Regions from separate parts of the Homo sapiens genome. Here region 1 is linked to region 2. A link is an interaction called in ENCODE POLR2A ChIA-PET data of the cell type or tissue named here. Cell type or tissue: PC-3. All regions are shown on one strand. Each heading gives the region's core, and the rest is flanking DNA. Links, peaks and the distances in the headings are about the cores only. Region 1 overlaps AHCYL2 (adenosylhomocysteinase like 2). Region 2 overlaps STRIP2 (striatin interacting protein 2).

Region 1 (9,321 bases), core at 2,973-7,972, 200 kb after region 2:
TTTTCCAACTTGCCAAAACTGAAATTTAGACTCCTCAATCCTGGTTCCCTGACACCATGGGAAGACTGGCAAAACAATCCTTCCTGGTCTGGGTAGGAGAAGCTGGTCATCTCAGGACACAAAGAGCTGTTCATTTCCTTGCCTGATGGATTCTCCATCAGGAATCTCTATGCTCTGATCCCTGCCCAATTCTTCTAACAAAAACTTGAAGTTTAATTCAGTTCAACAAACTTGTGTGAACTCTTGCAAGAATGACTCCAGGAGGCCTCAGATGGGAGAGAAAGAAAAGAATGCAGCCCTAACCATAGCTGATGCTAGCTGTAAATACATCCATACATCCACACATCAGGGAGGCTACATATATAAATACACGAGGGAGGCCATAGATGGGAGAGAAAGCAAAAGCTGTAGCTCACGGCCTTTAGTATATTAAAACCTACATATGCTTACAGCTAGAGCTGGCTGTCCCAGCCTTATTAACCCCTGAGCAGCACTGGCCTCTTCTGTACCATGTTTTCTAATTTTTTATACTCCAAAATATTTTAACTAGATTTCACCATTACAAAAATATTGTAGCAGAAAACAGAAATTTGCTTACCTTCCTAGGGCTATAATTCTATAAAATTAGTAAAATAAAACTTGGATTATTCTAGTTTGCCAAAAATAAAGCTCTAGAAACTAATGATTTCATTTTCAATTTCTTAAGACATTTTTCTAGTTTGAAAAAAAAATTTTTTAGTTTTTTCATTTCCACTCCTTTTCAATTAATCAACAATTGCATACTGAACATAGAGGAGAAAGAGAAAGCAGGAGTGAAAGTCACAAGCTAGAATTCTCCAAGAGATTCCTTATCTTCATACTCCCATATGTGAGAATCACATTGTCTCAGGATGGCCCCCAAACAACTATTCCAAGCTTTTTTTTTTTTTTTTTTTTGAGACGAAGTCTCAACTCTGTCATCTAGGCTGGAGTGCAGTGGTGCGATCTTGGCTCACTGTAACCTCTGCCTCCTGGGTTCCAGCGATTCTCCTGCCTCAGCCTACCAAGCAGCTGGGATTACAGGCACATGCCACCATGCCCAGCTAATTTTTTTATTTTTATTAGAGATGGGGGTTTCACCATGTTGGCCAGACTGGTCTTGAACTCCTGACCTTAGGTGATCCGCCCACCTCAGCCTCCCAAAGTGCTGGGATTACAGGCGTGAGCCACCATGCCCGGCCAATTATTCCAAGCTTTTTCCATCCCACCTACAGGTGAAATTTTCCTATTCCTCACGCTTGTCCTTCCTCTCTGAGAAGACTAACAAATCCCTTCATCTTAACTACGGAATCACTCTCTGCTCACAGTCAACCCCAACCACATAACTTTCTTTCGTTTATTACTTCCACTAACAGAATTCAGTCCTTATCACTTCCCTTAATTTATTCAGCTAGGACACATTCTTCCTACCCCAGGAAGTCCTGGAAATCAATTATTTATAATAAAATAGTACTCACATTATTCATTAACCAGGCAAAGGACAGTGCTTTCTTTTAAAAAAATGACTCCATTGTAGAAAGGTTTAAAGATATTAAAATTTTTTAAATAGCTGGATTTTGATTTTGTTTTTTAAAGCCTCAGGATGTAAAAAGTTTCTTTATTCTATTCCTGGGTGGGTTTCTTCCCTAAGGTCACAAGATCAAATCAAACAAGATAGGTAGACTGGTTTTAAATTTTAAAAATGACCACCTGATGCTATTTGGAAGCTAATATGAAAAAAGATAGTGATGCTGAGTTCAGACCTCAGGGCCTGTGGTACAAAAAGTACTATATTGTTTGAGTCACACAACCATAGAACATATTAAACCTCTTTTTTATAGATAAAAAGCAAAGCACAAGCAAATACCAAAAAACACTTAAAATATAAAACTTTAGTCTCAAAATGATGGAAGAGAAGAAGGTGAAACTTAATTTTAAAGTCTAGAAAATTTCTGTCAGTACCTCATCTTTGGCAAATATATCCATTTAGTCTATATGTTTATCCTGAAACATTTCAAGCACATAAGAAGTATTTAAAATAATGGACTTCCATTTCTAGCCAATATGTAATAACAAGTATAAGATTTACCTACCTGCCTGAAACAAACAAACAAAAAAAGCAGAGAAAATACATGAAATGATGGTTTCAAAGACACTGCACATTAGGCAATGAAGAACAGCAATCCCTGAGAGACAGAAAACAAGTGAAGTAAGTTCTGTGAATGCTTCTGCTTACTGCCTTGAGAATATTTCCAAGGTGCAGTTTAATGAAGGAGGAACCCAAGTAGAGCCCAGGGCTATCTTCGTTGAAGAGATTGAGCTGAGAGTCTGGGAAGGCCAAGGCAGAGACAGTGTGCAGGATGGAGTACTGGAAAACGCGCTGCATGCTGGGAGCACCTGGAGCTCTGCAGTGGGCTCCTCTTAAGTACTCAGTGGGGTACTGACCAGTGAGTGCATGTAGGAACTACTTAGAAAACTAGAGGGAACACTAACTGGCACTCAAACAGAACAAGAACAATGCCTGTTCCCACCAGCCAAACTGGAAAACCCCGTAATTAACAAGGCACGAGGTAGAGTATTCCAAGGATCCTGGGGAGTAACTACCCTAGATGGAAAACTGCTCTGGCCCCACCTAACAAATATTTTTTTTTCTCCCCCTCTTCTCTCTATGTTTTTGAAACAAATCTTAAGGAAAGGATTCAACTGTATTAATAAATTAACTGTGACACAGAACAAATAAAAAAAAAATCCAGTACCTAAACAGGTAAAATTCACAATGTTTATAATCCACAAAAATTTATCAAACATGCAAAGAAAATATGACCCATGAAGAAGAAAAAAATCAATCAACTGAAGCTAACAAAATTGACATATATGTTAGAATTAGCAGACAAGGGAATTAACAAAGTTATTCCATATTCAAAAAGCTAAGTAGAAACATGGGAGAAAGAAAATAAGGCCTAAATCCAACTTCTACAGATAAAAAGAATAATGTCTAATATGAAAAATGCATTGGATAAGACTGATGGCAGATCAGACAAAACATAAGAGATGAGTGAACTAGAAGACACATAATAAAAACTACCCAAAGTAAACCAGAGTGGAAAAAGAATAAAAAGACCATGAGTGAATTCTGGGAACACTTTAAGCAGTTTAATATACATGTAACTAGAGTTCCCAGAAGTAAAGAGAGGATAAACAGGGATATTTAAAGAAATAGTGGCCAAATTTTTCCAAATTTGATATTGACAATAAACTCATAGATCTAAGATGCTAAATGAACCATAAGAACAAAAAACACAAGAAAAATGCACCAATAATAGAAAAATATTTTTTCAGTGCATATAAAAAATTTACCAAGATAAGCCATATTTGAGGCCATAAATCAATCCTCAATAAATATAAAAGAATTAGAGTCATACAAAGTATGTTCTCTAACCATAATGGAATTAAATTAGGAATCAACAAAGGAAAATATCTGCAAAACTCCCAAATATCAGGAAGTAAAGTAATACATACCTAAGTAACTGATGGGTCAAAGAACAAATCAAAAGGGAAATTAGGAAGTGTTTCTAACTGAATGAAAATGAAAGTACATCAAAATTTGTGGAATGTTGCTAAAGCAGCACTAAAGGAAATGTATAACACTAAACATTCCTATTAATAAAAGAAGGTCTCAAATAAAAGACTTCAGCTTCCATTTCAAGAATCAAGAAACATGGCCAGGTGCAGTGGCTCACGCCTGTAATCCCAGCACTTTGGGAGGCCAAGGCAGGCGGATCACTTGAGTACAGGAGTTCAAGACCAGCCCGGGCAACATGGCAAAACCCTATCTCTACAAAAAATGCAAAAATTAGCCAGGGATGGTGGTGCCAGGCATGTAGTCCCAGCTACTTGAGAGGCTGAGGCAGAAGGATCATTTGAGCCCAGGATGCGGAGTTTGCAGTGAGCCGAGATCACGCCATTGCACTCTAGCCTGGGTGACAGAGGGAGACCCTGTCTCAAAAAAAAAAAAAAAAAAAAAAAAATCTAGAAACAGAAGAACTAATAAAATACAAAGCAACCAGAAGAAAGAAAATAAAGATCAGAAGGAAATCTATAAAAACTCTTCTAGAACACTGAAAAGAAGAAACATTTCCTACCCCATTTTATGATGTCAGCATTATCCTAATACCAAAGCCTTGCAAAGACCTAAAGAAAATTGCATACTAATAACTCTCATGAACATAGATGAAAAAATATTTTAAAAATTTCAGCAAACCAAGCCCAGCAATATATAAAAAGAATACATCACAATCAAGTGAAATTTACCCTAAGAATAGAAGGTGAGTTTAACATTTAAAAATGAATCAATGGGCCGGGTGTGGTGGCTCATGCCTGTAATCCCAGCACTTTGGGAGGCCAAGGTGGGCAGATCATGAGGTCAGGAGATCGAGACCATCCTGGCTAACATGGTGAAACCCCATCTCTACTAAAAATACAAAAAATTAGCCAGGCATGGTGGCGGGCGCCTGTAGTCCCAGCTACTCAGGAGGCTGAGGTAGGAGAATCACTTGAACCAGGAGGCAGAGGTTGCAGTGAGCCAAGATGGCACCACTGCACTCCAGCCTGGGCGACAGAGCGAGACTCTGTCTCAAAAAAAAAAAAAAAGAATCAATGTAACTCACCATGTTAACAAAATTAAAAAGATCATGTGATCATTTCAATAGATACAGAAAATGCATTAGACAAAATCCACCAGAAATTCCTGATGAAAACTGTCAGAAAACTAGGAATACAAGGAAACTTTCTCAACATGATAAAGGGGATCTAAAAAAAAAACAACAGCTAATATCATACTTATTGGTGTCTACTCTCACCACTTCTATTCAACATTGTATGGGATCATCTGAAAAGTACAATAAAATAAGAACTTATAAAGTATCTAGACTAGAAAGCGAGTCGTAAAACTGTCTTTACTCATAGTTGACAAAAAACTGCCTCAGTTGAAAATCTGATGGAATCTACAAAAAAGCTACTAGAACTAAAACAAGAATTTAGCAAATTTAGGGCCGAGCATAGTGGCTCATGCTTGTAATCCCAACACTTTGGGAGGCCAAGGCAGGTGGATTGCTTCAGGTCAGGAGTTCCAGACCAGCCTGGCCAACACGGCGAAACCTCGTGTCTACTAAAATACAAAAATCAGCTGGACATGGTGGTGGGCGCCTGCAATCCCAGCTACTAGGGAGGCTGAGGCAGAAGAACTGCTTGAACAAAGGAGGCAGAGGTTGCAGTGAGCCGAGATCGTGCCACTGTACTCCAGCCTGGGCAACAGAGCGAGACTCTCTCAAAAAAAAAAAGTATTTAGCAAACTTAAAGACTATAAGATCAATTTATAAAAGTCAATTGATATTTCTGTATATTAGCAAAAAGCAACCATATTGTCAGAAGCATTAGAACCAAGGCGACTCCATCTTAAATAGAGGCTGGGTAAAATGAGACCTGCTGGGCTGCATTCCCAGGAAGCTAGGCATTCTTAGTCACAGGATGAGATAGGAGGTTGGCACAAGACACAGGTAACTAAGACACCACTGATAAAACAGGATGCGGTAAAGAAGCTGACCAAAACCAAGAGGTGCCTCTGGTTGTCCTCACTGCTGGTTATATGCTAATGATAATGCATTAGTATGCTAAAAGACACTCCCACCAGTGCCGTGACAGTTTACAAATACCATGGCAACATCAGAAGTTACCCTAAAAGGAAGGGGACCCCTTAGTTGTGGGAAATGCCTCCCCTTTTCCTGCAAAACTCATGAATGAATAATCCACCCCTTGTTGAACATATATGATCAAGAAATAACCACAAAAATAGCCAACCAGCAGCACTCAGGGCTGCTCTGCTTATGAAGCAGCCATTCTTTTATTCCTTTACTTTCTTAAACTTGCATTCATTTTACTCTGTGGACTCACCACAAATTCTTTCTTGCATGAGAACCAAGAATCCTCTCTTGGGGTCTAGATTAGGACCCCTTTCCAGGGTAATAACAAAAACATGAAACATGGAACATGAAACATCGATACATTGGACAAAAGATATGCAAGACCTATTGAAAACTATTAAACACTGGCCAGGAAGCCGGGGTGGGGGGATCACCTGAGGTTGGGAGTGTGAGACCAGCCTGGCCAACATGGCGAACCTCATCTCTATTAAAAATACAAAAATTAGCCAGGTCTTGTGGCGTGCGTCTGTAATCCCAGCTACTCGGGAGGCTGAGGCAGGAAAAAAAAAAAAAACTACCAAACACTTCTGAGAGAAATAAAAGATGTCCACAAGATGGTACAGATATGCCATTCATGGCCAAAAGATTCAATATTGTTAAGCTATCAATTCTCTCCAAATGCAGATTCAATACAATTCCAATAAAAATCCCAGATGCTTTGTTGTAGAATCTGACAAACTGATTCTAAAATTCACATGGAAATGTAAAGGGCGCAGAAGAGTCAAAACAACTTTGAAAAAGAAATACAAAGCTGGAGGACTACCTCTATCAGTTTTTAAGACTTATAAAAACTATAGCTATAAAAATAATGTGGTAGTTGTGTCAAGTTAGACAAACAGATCAATGGAACAGAAGAAAGTCCAAAAATACACCCACACATCCGTAGACAACTGATTTTCAACAAAGGTGCAAGAGCAATTCAGTGGAGAAGAGTCTTACCAACAAATGATACTGCAACAATTAGATATTCATATGCAAAAAAAAAAAAAAAAAAAGAGCTTCAATACAAACCTTGTACCATATGCAAAAATTAACTCAAAATGGGCCATTGGTATAAAATGTTAAGCCAGAATTATAAAGCTTCTAGAAGAAAACATAAGAGAAAGCTCTTCTAATCTTGGGTTGGACAAAGATTTCTTAGATATGACACCAAAACTACAAGCCATAAAACAGCAAATTGATAAATTGGGCTTCATGAAAATACAAAGATTTTGCTTTTCGAAAGGCATTGTGAAGAGAATAAAAAAAATAAGCCACAGACTGGGAGGAAATATTTGCAAATCATCTATCTGATAAAGGACTTATATCTAGAATATATAAATAACTCTCAAAACTCAATAATTAGAAAATAAACAACCCAATTAATTAAAAATGGTAAAAAGAGACTGGATGTGGTGACTCACGCCTGTAATCCCAACACACTGGGAGACTGATGGAGGAGGATCACTTGAACCCAGGAGTTTGAGACCAGCCTGGGCAACACAGGGAGACCCCATCTCTAAAAAAATAAAAAATAAAATAAAATGGTCAAAATATTTAAATAGACACTTTACCACAAGAGACATACAAATGACAAAAAGTACATGAAAAGATTCTCAGCATTAGTCACTTAAGTACATTAAAACCACAATGAAATACTATTTTATGCTAATCAGAATGGCTAAAAATAAAGACTGACCATACCAAATGTTGATGAGGATGTGGAGGAATTCAAACCTGGTGGGAATGTAAAACGGCAAAACCTCTTTGGAAAACAGTTTGGCGGTTTCTTAAAAATTAAACCGTACACTTATATAATCCAACCATCACACTTCCAGATATTTAACAACGAGGAACAAAAACATATCTCTAATAAATGTTCACAGAAGCATTATTTATGATAGCCTCAAACTGGAAATAACCCAAGTGGCTGTCAACAGGTGAACGAATAAATCAAATGTGGTCTAACCATACGATGGTACTACTATGCAATGAAAAAGACCTTTGATCAATCAACAACATAAATAAATCTCGAAATAATGATGCTAAGTGGAAGAAGCCAGAATTACCCCACTCCCCTCTCCCCAAAGAGTACATACTACTTGATTCCACTTAAAAGCCTAGAAAATGCAGACTCTATTATTATATGAAGCAGATCAGTGATTGCCTAGGGATGAAACTGGGTGGTAGAGACAGGAGAGGCCAGGCGCAGTGGCTCACGCCTGTAATCCTAGCACTTTGGGAGGCCGAGGCAGGTGGATTGCCTGAGCCCAGGAGTTCGAGACCAGCCTGGGCAACATGGCAAAACCCTGTCTCCACTAAAAATACAAAAAAATTAGCTGGGTGTGGTGGTGCGCACCTGTAATTCCAGCTACTCAGGAGGCTGAGGCAGGAGAATTGCTTGAACCCAGGAGGCGGAGGTTGCAGTGAGCTAAGGTGGCACCACTCCATCTAGCCTGGGCGACAGAGCAAGACTCTATCTCAAAAAAAAAAAAAAAAAAGAGAGAGACTTTAGAGGTAATAAATATGTTCTTTATCTTCATTGTAACAATAGTTTCATGGTTTTAGACATGTGTCAAAACTTTCCAAGTTGTAACCTTTAAATATCTGCAGTTTTTTGTTTGTCAATTATACCCCTTTATAAAACTATTGTAAAAATTGCATCTGTGCCTCTTTTCAATTAGGTAGTATTTTACTTATTAATTCAAAATATTTAATGATTATAGGTCTCTTCAGGTTTGTATTCCTCCTTGAGTCAATTTTGGTAAGTTATATATATTTTTCACAACGCTGTTCTTTTTATCTAAGCTGTACAATTTAGCACCATAGATTTGTTAATAATACATTTGTTATTTCATAATCTATGCTGTATTTGTAGATATGTCTTCTTGTTCAATCTTAGTGGTATCTGTATCTTCACTCTGTCTTGCTGATTAATCTTTGCAGGGCTTTGTCTTATTTTAATCTTTTTTTTTAGAAAACCAACTTTTGTTGCTGTTAATTCTTTTATATCTTTGTGGTTTTTTTCTTTTTTTTTTTTTTTGAGACAGTTGCCCAGGCTGGAGTGCAGTGGCATGATCTCAACTTACTGCAACCTCTGCCTTCCAGGTTTAAGCAATTCTCATGCCTCAGCCTCCCAAGTAGCTGGGATTACAGGTGCCCACCACCATGCACAGCATTTTTATACTTTTAGTAGAGACGGAATTTCACCATGTTGGCCAGGCTGGTCTTGAACTCCTGACCTCAAGTGATCCACCTGCCTCAGCCTCCCAAAGTGCTGGGATTATAGGCATGAGCCACTGTGCCCAGCCTGTTTTCAATTTCATTCAGTTCTGGTTTTTTTTTTTATTCTTCCCTTCTACTTTCCTTGGTTTTTATTCATTTCTTTTTAAAAATAACTTCTCAGTCAAATACTAAGACTAATAAATAATGAACTCTGTTTTTTTTCTAATATAAGCATGTAAGGCTGTAAATTTCCCTTTGGCTTTTTTAATGTTCTTAATTAGTTTTTCTTACCCTCATCTTCTTTGTGATGATATAAATTTCCCTCTAAATGCTGCTTTAG
Region 2 (9,321 bases), core at 2,030-7,029:
TTTCCCAAAAGGGTAATTAAATTCCTTTTATGCAGCTTTCCTTAGGGGATGAGTGTCCCATCTGAATGGAATAGCCAGCTTTCAAGGAATAGGAAGGGGCAAGAGGGGTATAACATGGAGAATCAGAATGGACCAATTACCGAAGATTTTCCTGATTCCCTGGAATCTCCTCCAGCACATGATAAATCTATATGTCAGCTTATTTTAAGATGATGAGGTGACGGCTTCAATGAAGGTAAAAACAGAAAACAGATAATCTGTTTCGCTTCTATTCACTTAGACACTTATTTCAGGGCTGAAGATACAAATCTCCCAGATCTCTCATGTTCTACATGCAAGGGTTTATCATAAGGAAGTGTAGTGTGAGTTTGGGCTCATAATGGCAGCAACAACAGATGTGCCATTTGCAGGATAAAACATTTTTGTGTTTTAAAAATTTACAAGAATTTAATAGATAATTGTGCTTTATGTCTTATAGCAGAAGTTGCATCCTGGCTTGTTATGTGCCTATCATATGTTTCCTTTAGTTCTCTAAACCCTTTTTTAGTGAAAAGACAGTCCCTCAGCACCACAAATTATGCAGTTGAGTTTCCCACATTTAGGGGAATAGCAGGGGTCAGCATATCTGGAGTAAAATGGATAAGACTTGTCCTGGGAAAACCATCTTCATGATCATGGTATTTTCCCTGCCAGGTAAGTAAGTAGAGTTATCTGAACTCTTTACTGCATCATCCTTTAAAATTCAAGCAGGTTACAAACACAGCAAAGACAAGTCATTACCAAAAATTCTCAAATACAATTATGGAAATAATGGTCAAATACAAAACAATAAAAAAGCTCTCCAAAATAAATTTTTCCAAACTCTGATCAATCTTACAAGTTCTGGTAGTTTAACCAAATATCTTGCCTTCTGATGTGAGGCAATGTACAGTTCCCAAGATTACCTAGGACATACTGCAGCCAAAAAGGTTTAAATTGAATTCATCAAACCTTTAGATTTAACTTCAAGTTTACAGGTAATACCATAGATAGACGAATAAAGTAGATAACACCACAAAGAAGAAAACAGACAAATCCAGAATGTGAGTATTTTGCAGGACAACTGGCCTAGTTCTTCAATTAGTTAGCATTAATGGTGGAGGTGGGGAGACTGCTTAGAGGCCAAGCACGGTGGCTTACACCTGTAATCCCAGCACTTTGGGAGGCCAGGGCAGGAGGATCCCTTGAGCCCAGGAGTTCAAGACCAGCCTGGGCAACACAGGGAGAGACTCCATCTCTACAAAAAAATTTGAAAAATTAGCCGGGTGTAGTGGTGGTATGCATCTGTAGTCCCAGCTACTTGGCAGCTGGGAGGATCACTTGAGCCCAGGAAGTCGAGGCTGCAGTGAGCCATTATCATGTCACTGCTTTCCAGCCTGGGTGACAGAGCGACCCTCTCAAAAAAACAAACAAACAAAAAACAGAAAACAAAAATAATTAACATATATATAACAACTGGATGCAACCTGTGGTCCTGGATTGGATTCTGACTTGGAAAAATAGCTATGAAGAACATTTTGGGACAACTCGAAAATTGTGAATATGAACTTTATTAGATGAAATGAAAATGTACTGACATGAAAAGGTAGAGATAATGTTAAAAGAGAAAATTACAAAATAGCATACATAACTTGCTTTCATTTTGATAAAATATGCATGTATATGCATAGAAAAAGATCTGGAGGAATATACAATAAGATGTTAATGGTGGCAATTTCTGCATAGTACAAATATGGCATAAATATAATATAGTAAAATGTTTGTTTACTTGTATTTTCTATCTTTTTTTCTAACTGCTTTGTAATAATAAAAAGTTGTTTTAATTTAAATCTTTTGGAGAAAGCTGTCATTTAAAAGAATGTTTTGGAAAGGCAATTAATTATCTCTCAATTTACTTGTTTTATAAAACGGATTTTCATAGTTTACATAGGACAAGGGTACATACTAGAATTTGAGGCATAACCTTAAAGTTTGGTGTATCAGCGCCTGACCTATAATCACATATTTTTTCATCTAAAATATGTAACAATTCATGCCAAAAGAGGAGTGATAAATATTTATTTAGTTTTGTCTAAACCCCAGGAAACTCCAGGAAGTCAAGAGCTTTGGGAAGACTCACCATTCCCGTAAGCCCAGTCATCGTTCATGCGGTGACGCACTTTCTGGTAAATGGCTGACATGGTTTTCATGTTGCTTTTCCTCCATTGGCGCCCCAGGTACTTGGTCTGTAACTTTAGTAGCTTTAGGACATAAAGTTGCAGCATGGCCTGTTTGACCTTGAGGGCCCGCTTTAAGATTGGTGCCGATTTAAACACTACCAGCATCTGTTCATTGAAAGAGGGGTGGGGTAAAGATCTAACGTTTCTTGGAATTTCCAGTTTACAGACAAATTAAACCAAACCTAGCTAGCCTCAGAAATTCCTGGGGAGCTTTCAGGAATCTATGGTCCAGGCTCTACTTAGATTTAATCTTCAAGAATATAGAGGGGGGCTGGGCAAGGTGGCTCATGTCTGTAATCCCAGCACTTTGGGAGGCCGAAGCCAGTGGATCACGTAAGGTCAGGAGTTTGAGACCACCCTGGCCAACATGATGAAACCCCATCTCTACTAAAAATACAAAAATTAGCCAGGCGTGGTGGCATGGGCCTGTAATCCCAGCTACTAAGGAGGCTGAGGCACATGAATTGCTTGAACCCAGGAGGCGGAGGTTGCAGTGAGCTGAGATCATGCCACTGCACTACAGCCTGAGTGACAGAGCAAGACTCCGTCTCAAAAAAAAAAAAAAAAAATATATATATATATATATATATAGAGAGAGAGAGAGAGAGAGAGAACTATTCCATTCATATTTTATTGTTCAAAGTTTTCAATATTCAAAGCATATGGTATAAAGTGAAAAGAAAATTTTGTCAGCCACACATATCATTTCCACTGTCACAGTATTTTTGTTTATTTTCTGGAGATAATTCTATGTATGCATATATTACTTTTATTTTTTTGTTTTGTTTTGTTTTTAAGATGGAGTCTTACTCTGTCGCCCAGGCTGGAGTGCAGTGGTGCAGTCTCGATTCACTGCAACCTCAACCTCCTGGGTTCAAGTGATTCTCCTGCCTCAGCCTCCCCTGAGTAGAGGCGCCCGCCACCACACCCAGCTAATTTTTAGTAGAGATGGGGTTTCATCATGTTGGTCAGGCTGGTCTCAAACTCCTGACCTCAAGTGATCCTCCCACCTTGGCCTTCCGAAGTGCTGGAATTACAGGTGTGGGCCACCACACCCAGCCTACTTTTGTTTTTTAACACAAATGGTAGCCAACTACATATCCTGCCACACTGTTCTATACCTGGTTTTTTTTATTGAATATATCTTGAAAACCATTCCATATCAGTACAGAACTGCCTCATTCTTTTACTTTTTTTAATAGAGATGGGGTCTTATCATGTTGCCCAGGCTGGTCTCAAACTCCTGGGCTCAGGCAATCCTTCTGCCTCAGCCTCCCAAAGTGCTGGGATTACAGGCATGCACCACTGAGCCCGGCTGCTCATTCTTTTTAATGATTGCATAATATTCTATTATAAGGACATACCATCATTTATTTAACCAGTTGGTCCTGCTTAATGAGCATTTAGCTTGTTTCCAGGCTTTCATTATTATTATTATTATTATTATTTTGAGACGGAGTCTCACTCCGTTGCCCACGCTGGAGTGCAGTGGCATGATCTCGGCTCACTGAAACCTCTGCCTCCCAGGTTCAAATGATTCTCCTGCCTCAGCCTCCCGAGTAGCTGGGACTATAGGTGCCTGCCACCTTTCCCAGCTAATTTTTGTATTTTTAGTAGAGATGGAGTTTCACCATGTTGGTCAGGCTGGTCTCGAACTCCTGACCTTGTTATCTGCCCGCCTCGGCTTCCCAAAGTGCTGGGATTACAGGCATGAGCTACGGAGCCCAGACAAGCTTTCATTATTATAAACAATGTTGCAATGATAAACCTTGCACTTGCATCATTTGGGAATGTATGTAATCCAAACAACATTGCTAGCTTCCCTGCTAGAGTTGCCCTGAGGGAGGGTTTGAGATTCAGCCCCCTGAAAAGAAATGGACTGATAAGTAATCATCTAATATAGAATAAGTGCCCAGAATTATGAGGTGCTAAATCTTATGTAGCATTCAGTGTCTATATACGGAGATCACAAACCAGGTAGCACACAAATATTTACTAGTGATCTTTTAAAAATTCAGTCAGATGGACAACTCCATGATGTAAAAAACCACACTCACCATGGTCCGGGAATGTTTCCATTTGGTCAGTTTATTGAGCAGCCTCAGGAGGTTGATGCAGGAAAAGAGGTTCCTCCAGCAGAACTGGCTGTTGTCTCCAGCTTCCTATAGTAGGGAACATCCATCATTATCTTAATACCTACAAGGCTTTAATTCCCACAGAAGCCTGGAAGTCAATGTTGGTCAGTTTAGGTGAGGCCTTCCTGTATGAAATAATACCTCCTCACCTTCCTGTTTCTTAACACACTGAAGTCTCCAAAGCCCATGGTTTAAAAACCCCCTCAGCTGCCAATCCTGGAAGACTCTACCTACAGCATGTGTTGGTTAGAAAGATGATACATGAGCACAGGAACCTGATTCAGGCAAGTTTTCTTGTGTAGCTTATTGCTCTAGGATCAGAAAAGAGATGAGAGAATTTTACCCCCATATACAGGTACTTTGCGCTTATATAAACTATGTTTGTAATTGTTAGGATTAGGTCTAATTCTGGTAGATTTTAAACTATGTTGGATGGATCTGATATCAACTATGGTTGAATTTTTTTTTATCTTATCAACCTTCACCCTCCTTTATCAAACCATATTACAGTTAGATGCTTAATTCTTCAGCATGGAAGGAAAAATGGCAGATGGTTTCTTCTAATCAGATATTTTTCTTATATATTTCTTGATAGTTTGTGAACACCTAACCAGAGACAACAGATGGATGTCAGATTAAAAGCAGGTATCTACTCATAGAAAGATTTTTCAGAAATAAAAATGTGAGTCCTTATGTGAATTTGGGGCTTGCAAATACATACTGGTGTCAGAAGCTATATAACTCAATGAGCACACGTGACAGCCAAACTAACATCTTGGAAATTCCTCACATCTACAATGTGATAGGAGAATGTAGGAGTAGATGACATGTAGAAGTGAGCTGCTGTCTGGTGAATGGAAAATTACCTCCTCCTCCCTCAAATTAATTTGAAGCAAGACAGGCATATATCTAATGTGGAATGAACATCCAAAGTTTTTGAGGGTATTAGGCTTTCCTAATACCTAATACCAAGAGCCAAAAAGTTTCAGGGAAATTTCTTATTTAGAAATATTATTTATAGGTCGGTTGTGGTAGCTCACACTGGTAATCCTAGCACTTTGGGAGGCCGAGGCAGGCAGATGACCTGAGTTCAGGAGTTCGAGACCAGCTTGGCCAACATGGTGAAACTCCATTTCTACTAAAAAAATTAAAAAATTAGCTGGGCATGGTGGCAGGAGCCTGTAATCCCAGCTACTTGGGAGGCTGAGGCAGGAGAATCACTTGAACCCAGGAGGCAGAGGTTGCAGTGAGCCAAGACCACGCCATTGAACTCTAGCCTGGGCAACAAGAGAGAAACTCCATCTCAAAAAAAAAAAAAAAGAAACATTATTTATAAATAATATTCTCCATCATACAGTAAATGTTCAATATTGTCCCAGGAGAACCATCTGTCTGCTTCTAAGGAAAACTTCTATGGGACTTTCTACTGTAGTGCATCAGGTAGTCTGGCTTGCCCCAAATAGACCAAGTTCTACAGACGTTATATCTTGTGTGGTTAATAGAGACAGGGAGACTTTTACATTTTTTTTTTTTTTTTGAGACAGAGTTTTGCTTTTGTTGCCCAGACTTGAGTGCAGTGGGGTGATCTTGGCTCACTGCAACCTCTGCCTCCCAGGTTCAAGCAATTCTCCTGCCTCAGTCTCCTGAGTAGCTGGGATTATAGGAATGCACCGCCACGCCTAGCTAATTTTGTATTTTTGGTAGAGATGGGGTTTCTCCATGTTGGTCAGGCTGGTCTTGAACTCCCAACCTCAGGTGATCCACCTCCCTCAGCCTCCCAAAGTGCTGGGATTATAGGCATGAGCCACCGCGCCCGAACAGACTTTTAAATTTTTAAGACGCAAGGGAAACACAAAACATATGGGATAAGTAAGTGTATTTCTACTGTGAGCTTCCTTCATCCTGATTTTCAATACGGTAGAGGCATAAAAAGCCTTGCAGTCCTCAGTATCTCAAAGAATAATATGGGAGAGAAGGCATCCCCTTGTAGAAGCAGCATTGGAATAGATACCAGAATACTTGGATTATGGCCTCATCCCTGACTGTATGATCTTAGGTAAATCATTTTCCTTGTTTCCTGTAGAAGGTTGAACTAGCTAATCTTTAAGATCACTTCAGGTCTGAGCATTCTATAATTCCGTGATTTACATGGACTTTCTCCAGTTGAAAAGAACTGCCTCGTTCTTTTTAATAATGGTTACCTAATATTGTATTGCAAGTATGTACCATAATTTATTTAACCAGTTGGCCCTATATTAGTGGTCATTTAGGTTACTGCCAATCTTTCAATTTTTCTTTTTCTGAGATGGAGTCTGACACTGTCACCCAGGCTGGAGTGCAGTGGTGCCATCTCGGCTCACAGCAACTTCTGCCTCCCGGGTTCAAGCGATTCTCCTGCCTCAGCCTCCCAAGTAGCTGGGATTACAGGTGCCCGCCACCACACCCAGCTAATTTTTGTATTTTTAGTAGAGATGGGGTTTCACCATGTTGGCCAGGCTGGTCTTGAACTCCTGACCTCAGGTGATCCACCTGCCTCGGCCTCCCAAAGTGCTAGGATTATAGGCGTGAGCCACTGTGCCCGGCCTAACAAAAAGTTTTTAATATAAAAAGTCCAACATAAAAATGTACATGACCTAATTTTTACATCATAGTAAAACAGGCTCTTTGGAGAGGGGACGTGGAATTTCTCTGCTGAACAGCCATTATTTATTCTTGTTCCAAGGTTTCTAACATGATGATACTATTTCTTCGTATCACCACCATTCCAATATTCTTCTGTTGCCCGCTGGTTGCCATCTCCACACACTTATCTATCACAAGATTCATTAAGGGATCAAATCCCCACAATATTCCTTGGACATGTCTGCCACCATTTAATTTCAATGATAACTTCTTGTCTATAAATTTTTTCAACTCAGGAGGGTGAGCTTTGCTCATGGTGTCTACATGGGCTCACAGATGCCTTGAGATGGAATGCATGGCTTCTCTCTTGCTCCTGTGGTAGGCCCAGCAGTCTTGCATCTGGCATCACCCACCTCATTAGCCAATCAATTGTTGGCATGTTTTTTCTATTTTAGATTTTCTTTACCAACACCATTATAGAATAATTCTCTTATCATATGGGTTTTTGATAAATTACTGCTAGATTAAGGACATAGATCTGGATAGCTTAAAAGAGAGTAATGGTTCTCAAGTGAAATAAGTGGATAAGGAGGAAGGAGAAAAAAAAATTTCAAGATTGTTTGGGAAACTTTAACAAACTACAAGTGCCCCAGTAAGGGGCACTAACATACCTGGGTATGTGAGTTTGAAAAATCATCCTGGAGATTCTAATCTCCCCAAGAACCCATTATAGAAATAGTGACCAACAGGAAAATTGATATAATGCTAAAAAAATTTTATCCATGGTCCTTCCTTTGTATAAATACCTCATGGAAAGTGGATATATACTTTATGGTATGTTTACAGTATATCTCTGAAATACATGTATGTTTACTGATAAATGCATAGTTTTAAATAACATTGTAGGAATGTACTCATAAGTACGGAAAGTAAAAAAGATATCAATAGCCCTCTCCCTCTCCCCACAGTCTCCCTCCCCCTCCCCCTCCCCCTCCCTCTCCCCACGGTCTCCCTCTCCCTCTTTCCACGGTCTCCCTCTGATGCCGAGCGGAAGCTGGACTGTACTGCTGCCATCTCCGCTCACTGCAACCTCCCTGCCTGATTCTCCTGCCTCAGCCTGCCGAGTGCCTGCGATTGCAGGCGCGCGCCGCCACGCCTGACTGGTTTTCGTATTTTTTTGGTGGAGACGGGGTTTCGCTGTGTTGGCCGGGCTGGTCTCCAGCTCCTAACCGCGAGTGATCTGCCAGCCTCGGTCTCCCGAGGTGCCGGGATTGCAGACGGAGTCTCGTTCACTCAGTGCTCAATGTTGCCCAGGCTGGAGTGCAGTGGCGTGATCTCGGCTAGCTACAACCTCCACCTCCCAGCCGCCTGCCTTGGCCTCCCAAAGTGCCGAGATTGCAGCCTCTGCCCGGCCGCCACCCCGTCTGGGAAGTGAAGAGCGTCTCTGCCCGGCTGCCCATCGTCTGGGATGCAAGGAGCCCCTCTGCCCGGCTGCCCAGTCTGGGAAGTGAGGAGTGCCTCTTCCCGGCCGCCATCCAGTCTAGGAAGTGAGGAGCGTCTCTGCCCGGCCGCCCATCGTGAGATGTGGGGAGCACCTCTGCCCCTCCGCCCCGTCTGGGATGTGAGGAGTGCCTCTGCCCGGCCGCGACCCTGTCTGGGAGCTGAGGAGCGTCTCTGCCTGGCCGCCCCATCTGAGAAGTGAGGAGCCCCTCCGCCCGGCAGCCGCCCCATCTGAGAAGTGAGGAGCCCCTCCGCCCGGCAGCCGCCCCGTCTGAGAAGTGAGGAGCCCCTCCGCCCGGCAGCCGCCCCGTCTGAGAAGTGAGGAGCCCCTCCGCCCGGCAGCCGCCCCGTCTGAGAAGTGAGGAGCCCCTCCGCCCGGCAGCCGCCGCATCTGGGAAGTGAGGAGCGTCTCTGCCCGGCAGCCGCCCCGCCCGGGAGGGAGGTGGGGGGCAGCCCCCGCCCGGCCAGCCGCCCCGTCCGGGAGGGAGGTGGGGGGCAGCCCCCGCCCGGCCAGCCGCCCCGTCCGGGAGGAGGGGGGCACCTCTGCCTGGCCACCCCTTCTGGGAAGTGGGGAGCCCCTCTGCCCGGCCGCCACCCCCTCTGGGAGGTGTACCCAACAGCTCATTGGGAGCGGGCCATGACGACGATGGCGGTTTTGTCCAATAGAGAGGGGGGAAATGTGGGGAAAAGATGGGGAAATCAGATTGTTGCTGTGTCTGTGTAGAAAGAGGCGGGCATGGGAGACTCCATTTCGTTCTGTACTAGGAGAAATTCTTCTGCCTTGGGATGCTGTTGATCTATGACCT

Evidence for each region. ChIA-PET counts read pairs that join two places held together with the same protein. Peaks named below come from ENCODE experiments on the same cell type or tissue, not always from the same donor. Only the 100,000 strongest peaks of a DNase experiment are listed, where the experiment ranks them.
Region 1: POLR2A ChIA-PET joins it to region 2 with 13 read pairs; 4 of 35 experiments call an interaction of 5 or more read pairs at or near these places.

Annotation. Positions count from the first base shown.
Region 1 is chr7:129,276,215-129,285,535 of GRCh38, reverse strand. All of the region lies in intron 1 of AHCYL2 (adenosylhomocysteinase like 2), which reads right to left. Among named protein-coding and RNA genes, the nearest start is that of AHCYL2, 56 kb to the right of the region's middle. In PC-3, for the core only: no CTCF peak of the experiment used is centred there; a DNase peak (open chromatin) is centred at 5,555; H3K27ac peaks cover 504 bases.
Region 2 is chr7:129,475,884-129,485,204 of GRCh38, reverse strand. It overlaps STRIP2 (striatin interacting protein 2), which reads right to left. Exons shown (of 21, transcript NM_020704.3): 19 at 4,316-4,420; 20 at 2,159-2,363. It also overlaps the pseudogene SNRPGP3 and the pseudogene RNU1-72P. Among named protein-coding and RNA genes, the nearest start is that of SMKR1, 22 kb to the left of the region's middle. In PC-3, for the core only: no CTCF peak of the experiment used is centred there; no DNase peak of the experiment used is centred there.